2 separate regions of the Homo sapiens genome follow, and region 1 is linked to region 2. A link is an interaction called in ENCODE POLR2A ChIA-PET data of the cell type or tissue named here. Cell type or tissue: Caco-2. All regions are shown on one strand. Links, peaks and the distances in the headings refer to the core of each region. The heading gives the core; the rest is flanking DNA.

Evidence for each region. Peaks named below come from ENCODE experiments on the same cell type or tissue, not always from the same donor. Only the 100,000 strongest peaks of a DNase experiment are listed, where the experiment ranks them.
Region 1: POLR2A ChIA-PET joins it to region 2 with 5 read pairs; 2 of 35 experiments call an interaction of 5 or more read pairs at or near these places.

What each region holds. Positions count from the first base shown.
Region 1 is chr17:76,530,327-76,535,444 of GRCh38, forward strand. CYGB (cytoglobin) reads right to left here. Exons shown (of 4, transcript NM_134268.5): 2 at 1,134-1,365; 3 at 653-816. It also overlaps a transcript of PRCD not described here. Among named protein-coding and RNA genes, the nearest start is that of CYGB, 4.8 kb to the right of the region's middle. RefSeq lists enhancers at 1-314, 315-1,048. In Caco-2, for the core only: no CTCF peak of the experiment used is centred there; a DNase peak (open chromatin) is centred at 1,943.
Region 2 is chr17:75,961,528-75,967,840 of GRCh38, forward strand. The region is part of intron 2 of ACOX1 (acyl-CoA oxidase 1); the gene reads right to left. Among named protein-coding and RNA genes, the nearest start is that of ACOX1, 14 kb to the right of the region's middle. In Caco-2, for the core only: no CTCF peak of the experiment used is centred there; no DNase peak of the experiment used is centred there.

The DNA of each region.
Region 1 (5,118 bases), core at 1-4,000, 570 kb after region 2:
TCAGCAGGAGTCACAGAGGGCGGCCACCCTCCTTGAGCCACCTCCTGGGCCCAGAACTGGAAGCCCAGCCTCCAGGTCAGCCTGGAAGTAAACATGCCCCTGCTCGTGTGCGTGTGAGCGACACCCATGTAGCTTCCTCGTGGGCTGGGGTGTGTGTGTGTGTGTATGTGTCCTCGTGATCCTCCGGGCTCTAGCCCTATTGAGGCAGAGGGCATTTAGCAGCACTGGTCGGCATGAGATGAAAAAACAGCCCCTTGTGATTGGCACCCAGGGAGGAAGTGGCTGGGCTGACCTGGGCTGCCTCCGAGCCTGATGATCGGACCTTACCGCCAGGAGCCTCTGGCGCCTCTCTGCCTGGGCAGCTGTGGCTTTGGGTGCTCTGAGCTCTCCCTGGCTCTAGGGAAGGGGAAGGCTCTTTGGGAGGATTTTTGCTCAGGGCTCATGGCTCTGAGCAGCCTGAAGTCACAGGGGAGCCATCTTGAAGGCCTTTCCTATTATGCCTGTTCTTACATGTCAGACCCCAGGGTTGGCCTGCCTCAAGTGTGCCTGCCCAGGTGATCAGCCCCAGGGCCTCAGGAGATATGGGAGACCTCGGGGACAGCAGAGGACATGGCGGGGAGGCTGCCCAGCCCACCCTCGCCCGCCTCCTCACGTGGTGGCGTTGGGGACCTGCTGCACCCAGCCCACTTCCTTGTAGGCAGCGGTCACGTGGCTGTAGATGAGGCCACGCAGCTTGGCCCAGGCTCTCTGCGTCTCAGGTGGGAAGTCACTGGCAAATTCCTCGGCGACCACCTCCAGAATGACCCCAGAGAGGATCTGGGGGCAAAGGGAGGAAGGGGGAGTGAACGCCCGGGCGCCCTGCGTCCTGCAACCCCCAGGCCCCTCCGCCCCACGTGTGGCCGAGAGGATCATTCCTAACGCAACAGTCTGGCAGCTTTGGGAACCCCGTGCTCTCAGGACAAGGGTTGCCCTGGACCCAGCCCCTCCATCCTGCTGCCGGGCACTGCCCCTCCCTCTCGCAGCCACTCCGGGGATCACCTCTGTTGCTCCAGAGAGCCGTCGCAGAGCCTGCGAGCTGCAGATGGCCATGACGCGTGGGCGGTGGGGGCTCTGCAGCAGATGGGGGCGCATACCTTGAAGTACACCGGTTCCACCTTGTGCTTGAGGGCGTGGGCTTTCCCCACAAGGGCGAGCACAGAGGACACCTTGTCGGGGTCATGCAGGTTCTCCACGACAGTGTTGAGGGCCCCCATGACTCGGCAGGCGTGCTTCCGCAGCTGGGGGCTCCGCTCCATCTCCAGGGGATCCTCCATGTGCTTGAACTGGCTGAAGTACTGCTTGGCCGAGGGGAAGTTCACAAAGAACCTGGCAAGAGGAACAGGGGTGGTCGCTGAAGCTGGAGGCTGCCTCGGGCCCACCCTGAAGCTTCCAGGATAGTGGGGGCTGAAGAAGTGGACCGCAGTGCTCCCCACCCCCGCACCGTCACTGTTTTCACTACCATCAGTAGACCTCAGCATAGACCCTCCTCCCTCTGGCCAAGCCGGCTCACCCCTACCAAGTCTGGCCATGTCTATCTGCCAGGCTTGCTCAGGCTGGCGGCTTCATCTCCTAGGCCTCTGTCTTCCTCGCTTCTTGCTTCCTTCCCAAACTCTACACCCCCTTCAAGCCCTGCTCTAGTCATAGCCGAGAGGGTAAGAACTCAGGTTCTGGAATCATGAGTTGATCTGAAATTAAATCCTCTCTAGTTGGACTGAAATTGTTCTGACTCTCCCAAAATACTGCTTTCATGAAGTCATGCTTATGCTCAAAAACATTCAATGGCTCCCTATTGTCTGCCAAAGTGAAACTCCTTAACCGGGCATTCCAGACTTCTGAACTGTCCCCCACCCGCTTCTTCAAACTCATGTCCACATTCCCCACTATACTCGCATCATCCCTGTCCTGGCTCAGCGGCTTTACTTACAGTTGGGAAAATGTTCCTCGGGTGAGCCACATTCCTTTCTACTACCCTTTTCCTGTGTCAGACATGCCTTACCTGGAGCAGGCTGGCCCAGGGGAAATGCTTTGCCCCTGAGGCCATTGGCACTACTCAGGTGACCTTCCCTGCCCTCCTTCCAGCGTGTCAGACTGGATCCCAAGGCTCTCACGCACCCTCTGACCCCCTGCCCTAGCTGGGGCCCTGCAGTGTGAAAAATGACAATGGCTTTTTTTTTTTTTTTTTTTGAGATGGAGTCTCACTCTGTCATCCAGGCTGGAGTGTGGTGGTGCAATCTTGGCTCGCTGCAACCTCTGCCTCCTGGGTTCAAGTGATTCTCTTGCCTCAGCTTCCTGAGTAGCTGGGACTACAGGCATCCATCACCACGCCCGGCTAGCTAATTTTTTGTATTTTTAGTAGAGACAGGGTTTCACCATGTTGGCCAGGCTGGTCTCAAATTCCTGACCTCAGGCGATCCGCCTGCCTCAGCCTCCCAAAGTGCTGGGATTACAGGTGTGAGCCACCACGCCCGGCCGACAATGACTTTTTCACCTCCCCTCCCTGTCGGGGCTGGATGTCATGTGAGACATGGGCACCGACTCAATCAGAACTTAAATAACTTAAGTGAATCCCCAGAAAATGTATGGAGTGGCCTGGACCTGTTCTTCCAGGTTGTTCTGCCCCTTCGTGTGTCCCCTTTGCGATCAGAGAGAGCTGATAATTTGCGGAAGTAGCCCTTTGGCCAGGAGTCGAGTCTCAGATGTGAGGGCTGGAACAGATGCGGAGAGGGCATCTGGCCGGGTCATCCCTGCTGCTGGTGGAACTGCTATTGGCGGGGAAGTTTGCACAGTGACCAGGGCACAGTCTGTGTGGAGACTCAGGAGGGCCCCTCTCAGAGGCCAACTGTGACCTTGGGCAAACCGCTTCACAAGCTCCCTGTTTGCAGAAGGGCAAGAGGAGGGCCCCCGCTCACTGCTTCATGGATACACGGGTGAGGACACGTGAGGCGACGGGTCTGAAAATACATTGAATTTTCTGGAGAAGCACTGTAATGAGGGACAAATGTGAAAAACCCAATTTGGACTTAAACAAGCATCTCAGACTTTGGAGGTTTTACAATTGCAATAAAAAATAATGATATGGCCGGGCACGGTGGCTCACGCCTATAATCCTAGCACTTTACGAGGCCGAGGCGGGTGGATTGCTTGAGCTCAGGCATTTGAGACCAGCCTGGGCAATGTGGCAAACCCTGTCTCTACAAAATACAAAAAATTAGCCAGGTGTGGTGGCACACACCTTTGATTCCAGCTACTCAGGGGCCTAAAGTGGGAGGATCACTTGAACCCGGGAGGCCAAGGCTGCAGGGAGCCAAGATTGTGCCATTGCACTCCAGCCTGGGTGACAGAGTGAGACCCTGAATCCAAAGAAATAATGATAATAATAATAATAAAAGGTCAGGTGTGGTGGCTCATGCCTGTAGAACTTTGGGAGGCCAAGGCAGGAAGATCACTTGAGGCCAGGAGTTTGAGACCAGCCTGGGCAACATAGTGAGATCCTGTCTCCAGAAAAAAAGAAAAAAATTGGCTGGGTGTGGTGGTGCCCGTCTGTAGTCCTAGCTACTTGGGAGGCTGCAGCAGGAAGATCCGATCGCATCACGAGCCCAGGATTGGAGGCTGCCATGAGCCATGATGGCGCCACCGTACTCCAGCTTGGGTGACAGAGCAAGACCCTGACAAAATAATAACAATGATATATATATTTGCCTGCTGTGTTACAATGTTATTGTACCTTTTTTCTTTTTCTTTCTTTCTTCTTTCTTTCTTTCTTTCTCTCTCTCTTTCTCTTTCTCTCTCTCTCTCTCTCTCTCTCTCTCTCTTTCTTTCTTTCTTTCTTGAGACAGAATCTTACTCTGTTGCCCAGGCTGCAGTGCACTGGTGCAATCTTGGCTCACTGCAACCTCTGCCTCCTGGGTTCAAGGGATTCTCCTGTCTCAGCCTCACAAAGTTAGCTGGGATTACAGGTGCCCGCCACCACACCCGGCTAATTTTTGTGTTTTTAGTAGAGACGGGGTTTCGCCATGCTGGCCAGGCTGGTGTCGAACTCCTGACCTCCGGTGATCTGCCTGCCTCGGCCTCACAAAGTGCTGGGATTACAGGTGTGAGCCACGGTGCCCGGCCTGTTATTGTATTTAATTGCCACAGCTAAGCGGGTATTACCTCTATTTTACTGATGAGGAAACAACAGGGAACATTTATTGAGCACTTACTGTACGATCTCACGAATCCTTGCAATTCTCTCCTGAGGTAGGCACTGTTTTAATCCCCATCCTATGAATTAGGAATTGATGTCCAAGATTGCCCAACAAAGTAGATGGCAGTGCCAGGAAGGGGCCCAGGCAGGCCCGCTTTGACAGTTTCCCTACACTGCCTGGAGAGACAGCTGTGCCAGGGGATCGTGGCCTGGTAACCAGGTGTCTCCTGCCTCAACACCCACCACCGGGTTGTGGCCCTGAGGAATGACAGTCTCAGGGAGTCCCCACCCAGACCCTCCACGGTTCTGTGGCCCCTGGGGCCCATGTGCCTGGCTCCTTCCTCCTGGCTCTGCGGTGTTTCCACCTGAGACCCTCCCGGTCTCAGCCTGTGCTGCCAGGGAGGAGCCTCCACAGCCAGCCCTGGGGAGTTTCTCAGCTCCCAGAGGCATCTGGGCTTCCAAGAGAGCCTGAAATAGGCCTGTCTGAGTGTGAGGAGGAAGGTGTCAGAGTTACAACCAGCAGGGAGGGTGGGTGTTCCCTCTTGGTCTCCTCCCTGGCAGGGAATGGAAGTGTGGGGTCTGCCTCAGGCTCTAAAGCAACGCCTCCTCCACCCCCACCAATGTGGCAACTTCTCCAGGTTGGGGGTGTGGAAGTGCAGCTGCCTCCTTCCTGCCCTGCAGGCTCATAAGGGCTGAGGGTGCTGGCCTGGCGCAGTGGGGAGGGCAGAGGTGAGAGTGCTGGCCAGAGGGCTGCAGCTGGGGTCTTGACCTTGAGGATGTGTATGTTGTGTGTGGGAAGACAGGGTGCTGTGTCAAGACTGACGGGCCCAGGATCTGAGAAGGGACCTTCAGGAGCCCTTATCCCCCTTTCTTCCCCTTCCCCCACTGACCAG
Region 2 (6,313 bases), core at 1,344-5,343:
GAGAGGCCAAGGTGGGCGGATCACCTGAGGTCAGGAGTTCAAGACCAGCCTGACCAACATGGTGAGACCCCATCTCTACTAAATATACAAAATCAGCCAGGTGTGGTGGCACATGCCTGTAATCCAAGCTACTTGGGAGACTGAGGCAGGAGAACCTGGGAGGCGGTGGTTGCAGTGAGCCGAGATCACACCACTGCACTCCAGCCTGGGCAACAGAGCGAGACTCTGTCTCAAAAAAAAAAAAAAAAAAAAAAAGTTGTATAGAATGGAGAATTTGCTGGGTGTGGTGGCATGTGCCTGTAATCCCAGCTACTTGGGATGCTGAGGCAGAATCGCTTGAAGCCAGGAGTCGGAGAACAGAGAATTTGAGTGGTACTGGTACAAGGATTTCCTCTGATGAGAAAGCGAGACAGAACATAGTAGTTCTCTCAGAGTGACAGTATGACCCCCAGATTATAGTTTTTCCTCGATGCAATTTCAATAATGCTTCTAGGCTGGGATTTTTTTTCTGTTTTGTCCACAAAACATCCAGCGTAGAACCATATTCCTCACATAGCTCTGATCATTTCATTCAGATTCATCATGTCAAATATTCGGCCACGCTCTACTGAAACACTTTAATACAAAAACTGACAGTGCTCTTCATCCCAATAATTTATTTCAGAAATTAAAAAAGACATGCAATTTCTAGTGAAGACCATAATAACGACAAGTTACAGATTCATGCATAAGCTCTCCGTGACAATTATACAGAAATTATCATTAATGATAATAAACAGCTTTATTAGTTTTAAATCAACTTTCTGGGGTCATTCTTTTCCACTTAAAACGTGCAGGGGACAGGATTCTGTGTGAATTTTTGCTAGGGATAGGAAGTCGTTCTATAGGCCTTTGCATTTTTCCACATTACTGGTATTCTGTGTAATTGCCAGCTCCAAATCCGTCAACTCCATATTGCTCTTATCATTCTATGTGTCTTTGAAATGAGCATAAATGACAGTTCAGTTTTTAAATTGCTGTTTGTTCCTTGCAAGGTAGGGAGGAAAAGAACCAGGGCACACTGCTCAGACAAGTGCTAATCAATGACTTCTTCCAATCTAGTGGCTAGGCTTTCAGCTAAGCAATCACACTTTAGAAAAAGAAAAATCAAAGTATGTGTGACTGAATCCCTCATTTTACAGAGGAGAAATTAAGGCTGAGATGAATTAAATGCCTTGCTCAGGGAAAAAAGAAAATGGCAAAACAAGGACAAGAATCTCGTCACCATGGGAGCTGAGCAAGGGGTAAAACATGGACATGCAGAATGGAGTAACAGACACAGGGGCCAGGCGCGGTGGCTCACGCCTGTAATCCCAGCACTTTGGGAGGCCGAGGCAGGGGGATCACCTGAGGTTGGAGTTCAAGACCAGCCTGGTCAACAGGGTGAAACCCCATCTCTACTAAAAATACAAAAACTAGCTGGGCGTGGTGGTGGGTACCTGTAATCCCAGCTACTTGGGAGGCTGAGGCAGGAGAATCACTTGAACCCAGGAGGCAAAGGTTGCAGTGAGCCACGATGGCACCACTGCACTCCAGCCTGGGCGACAGAGACTCTGTCTCGAAAAACAAAAAACAACAACGAACAAAACAGACACTGGAGGCTCCAGAATGTGGAAGGATGGGAGGGGTATGAGGCCTGAAAAGTTACCTACTGGGTACTATGTTCACTATTTGGGCAATGGGTACTGCAAAATCCCAGACTTCACCATTACATAATATATACATGTAAGGAAATGGCACTTGTACCCCCTAAACCTATTTTTTAAAAAAAGAACCACCTTGTCACCTCGTCCTGTCTCCTAGCTGGGGAAATTACTGCACAAGCATAGCATGGACTAAAGACTGTGACTGCAGGCCGGGCGCGGTGGCTCACACCTGTAATCCCAGCACTTTGGGAGGCCAAGGTGGGCGGATCATGAGATCAGGAGATCGAGACCATCCTGGCCAACAAGGTGAAACCCCTCTCTACTAAAAATACAAAAATTAGCCAGGTGTGGCAGCGCCAGCCTCTAATCCCAGCTACTCGGGAGGCTGGGGTAGAAGAATCCTTGAACCCGGGAGGCGGAGGCTGCAGTGAACGGAGATCGTGCCACTGAACTCCAGCCTGGCAACAGAGCAAGACTCTATCTAAAAAAAAAAAAAGACTGTGACTGTAATGAAGATGCTAAAAAGACATGCTGAAAAAGCCAGGGCTGTCCTTAGAAGCCTCAAAAATGGAAATCCCACAAGGTGTCACCACTGGTAGAGACTCCGTGACGGGTTCACAGGGTTTCCTGGTACTATTTTTGTAACTTCCTATGACTCTACAATCATTTCAAAATTAAAAAAAAAAAAAGGCCAGGCACGGTGGCTCATGCCTATAATCCCAGTACTTTGGGGGGCCAAGGTGGGCGGATCACTTGAGGTCAGGAGTTCGAGACCAGCCTGGGCAACATGGTGAAACCCCATCTCTACTAAAAATACAAAAATTAGCTGGGCATGGTGGCAGGCGCTGGTTATCCCAGCTACTCAGGAGGGTGAGGCACGAGAATTGCTTGAACCTGGGAGGCAGAGGTTGCAGTGAGCCAAGATCGCACCACTGCATTCTAGCCTGGGGGACAAGACTCCATCTCAAAAAAAAAAAAAAAAAAAAATTAATAGCGGAAATCCCAAGAAAAACACATTCATGGGATGAGAGTGCCTTTCACTCAAACAGAAATGTCAACTGTCCCCAGCCTTTTGAGTACTGTCTAGGAAGAAAATTCAATGTGCACTTAGAACCTGGAAGGTGAAAACTGAGTTAGGACTGAAACCTGGGACCAGACACTTTTCATGCTTTTATGGAAGGTTATTTTACTTCACTAGAAATCAGAGCAATTCCTGGTGAAGGAAAGGCCACTATCAAGCACCCATCAGCCTCTGGAAGATTTACATCTGAGTGTACCACAGAGTGAAGATGCACGCTAAGGGTTACAACAAATGCGCTCAGTAGGGCAGGGGTAAAACCACTATAATCACAAATGGTTCTGACACTAAAGAATGTTTTCAGGAAAAAAATATTTCTTCCAAATAAGACAAGGATTATTCAGATGTGGATGAAATTTAGAAATGTTACAAGGAGAAAGTGAACTGCATAGTTTTTTGACTTAAGCCAAGTATTTGTTTTAAAAGCTGCTTATGCATGATAAAGATATTATTTTTAAATAATTTATCGTAAAATTACGAAGCACCAACATTATACTTAGTGAAGGGCTAGAGTCAGCTCTTTTAAAACCAAAACATCAAAAGGCATCCCCAGCCTCTCTTTCCACATGATACAAGGCTGGAAAGGCTGACAATCAATACTGAGGAAAAACCAATTAGACTAATCATATATGAGAAAGGAAGAAATAAAAAGCAGCTCTGTAGAAAGCATGAGTATCATCCTAGGAAATCAATAATGTCAACAAAATACCACAATAAGTGAATTGAGAAAAGCTGCAGGCTATAAGGGAAAAAAAATTAACAGCACTCAGGCGTGGTGGCTCACACCTGTTAATACCAGCACTTTGAGAGGCCGAGGAGGGCGCATCACGAGGTCAGGAGATTGAGACCATCCTGGCTAACACGGCGAAACCCCATCTCTACTAAAAATACAAGAAAATTAGCCGGGTGTGGTGGCGGGCGCCTGTAGTCCCAGCTACTCGGGAGGCTGAGGCAGGAGAATGGCGTGAACCCAGGAGGCGGAGCTGGCAGTGAGCCGAGATCGCCCCACTGCACTCCAGCCTGGGCGACAGAGCGAGACTCTGTCTCAAAAAAAAAAAAAAAAAACCCAGAAAAAAGATAAATACCTAATAGGGTGGGAAAAAAAGATAAAAATAACAGGAAAGAAATAGCTTCCCAAGAAAAGACAAGGCTTCAATATAAAACTAACTTAAAATTCCAGATAGAGAAGGAGAAAAACACATTTAATTCCTGTAGAATTTTTTTTTAGAACCTGACAGATTCAGATCAGAATTCATCTAGAATAAGCAAGCTTAAATACCAAATACACGTATCTTGAAATGTAACAACAGTAGGCTTATCCTATCAGATTTTTAAATACCTTACAAGCCTGGGCAACACAGCAAGATCCTATCTCTACTAAAAATTTAAAAAATCAACTGGGCGCGGTGTCACGAGCCCATACTCTCAACTACTCGGGAGACTGAGGCAGGAGGATCCCTTCAGTCTAGGAGATCAAGGCTGCAGTGAGCTATGATCAAACCTCTGCACTCCAGCCTGGGCAGCAGAGCAAGAACCCGTCTTTCAAAAATAAAAATATGCCAGGCCCAGTGGCTCACTCCTGTAATCCCAGCACTTCGGGAGGCTGAGGCAGGCAGATCACCTGAGGTCAAGAGTTCGAGACCAGCCTGGCCAACATGGTGAAACCCCATCTCTACTAAAAATACAAAAATTAGATGGGCATGGTAGCACATGCCTGTAATCCCAGCTACTCGGGAGGCTAAGGCAGAAGAATTGCTTGAACCTGGGAGGCAGAGGTTGCAGGGAGCTGAGATCATGCCACTGCACTCCAGGCTGGGTGACAGAGCAAGACTCCATCTCGAAAAAGAAAAAAAATAATAAATAAAAATAATAAAATAAAAAATAAAGGCCAGGTGCGGTGGCTCGTGCCTGTAATCCCAGCACTTTGGGAGGCTGAGGTGGGTGGATCACGGGGTCAGGAGTTTGAGACCAGCCTGACCAACATGGTGAAACTCCGTTTCTACTAAAAATATAAACATTAGCTGAGCATGGTGGTGCACGCCTGTAATCCCAGCTACTCAGGGGGCTGAGGCAGGAGAATCGCTTGAACCCGGGAGGCGGAGGTTGCAGGCAGCTGAAATCACACCATTGCACTCCAGCCTGGGCAACAGAGCAAGACTCCGTCTTAAAAATAAATAAAAAATTAAAATAAAAAAATAAAAAATAAAAATAAAAATAGAGTAAAAAGTCTTGGCTGGGCACGGTGGCTCACGCCTGTAATCCCAGCATTCTGGGAGGCCGAGGTGGGTGAATCACGAGGTCAGGAGTTTGAGACCAGCCTGGCCAACATGGTGAAACCTCGTCTCTACTAAAAATACAAAAAATTAGCTGGGCGTGGTGGCAGGCACCTGTAATTCCAGCTACTGGGGAGGCTGAGGTAGAATCGCTTGAATCCAGGAGGCAGAGGTTGCAGTGAGCCATGACTGCGCCACTGCACTCCAGCCCAGGTGACAGTGCGAGATTCTGTCTCAAAAAAATTTTATAAAGCACCAGTGGTCAAAATTTATGTTAGAAGAAAAACAAAGAAAGAAATAAACCTATCAATGTAATATATTTAAGGTTCCAGAAATAAATTTAACCTATTATAAAACTCTAAGACAAACCAGAAAGGACATAATGGGAATAAGATAATAATGGGAAAAAGCCACTAGTTAACAATGAACATTAGAAATCTCGGAAGCTGCGCCACTGCACCCCAGCCTGGGTGACAGAGTGAGACTCTTGTCTCTCAAAAAAAAGAAAAAAGAAGTACAAAAAAAAAAAATCTAGAAAACCATGAGATTCATTCTCACTCTGTATCATATACAAGTCAAATCATTAAACAGAAACCAAACAAAAATATTAGAAGAAAACAGAAGAGGCCGGGCGTGGTGGCTCACGCCTGTAATCCTAGCACTTTGGGAGACCGAGGCGGGTGGATCACAAGGTCAGGAGATCGAGACCATCCTGACCAACATGGTGAAACCCCATCTCTACTAAAAATACAAAAATTAGCTGGGTGTGGTGGTGGGCACCTGTGATCCCAGCTACTCGGGAGGCTGAGCCAGGAGAATGGCTTTGAACCCAGGAGGCAGAGGTTACAGTGAGCCAAGATGATGCCACTGCACTCCAGCCTGGTGACAGAGGAAGACTATGTCTCAAAAAAAAAAACCCAGAAGAAAACTATCCAAGTTATGGAAAAGATAAAATTTATACCTATGCAGAGAAGGATGTGTTAAATATATAAAGCAAAAACGTTTAGCAAAGCAGAAAATAATTTAAAAAATCGAAATATATATATATATACATACATATATATATACATACATATATATACGTATATATATACATACATATATATACATATATATACGTATATATATACATACATATATATACATATATATATACACATATATATATATACACGTATATATATATATATTTTTTGAGACAGCATGTCACTCTGTCACCCAGGCTGGAGTGCAGTGGCACGATCTCGGCTCACTGCAACCTCCACCTCCCAGGTTCA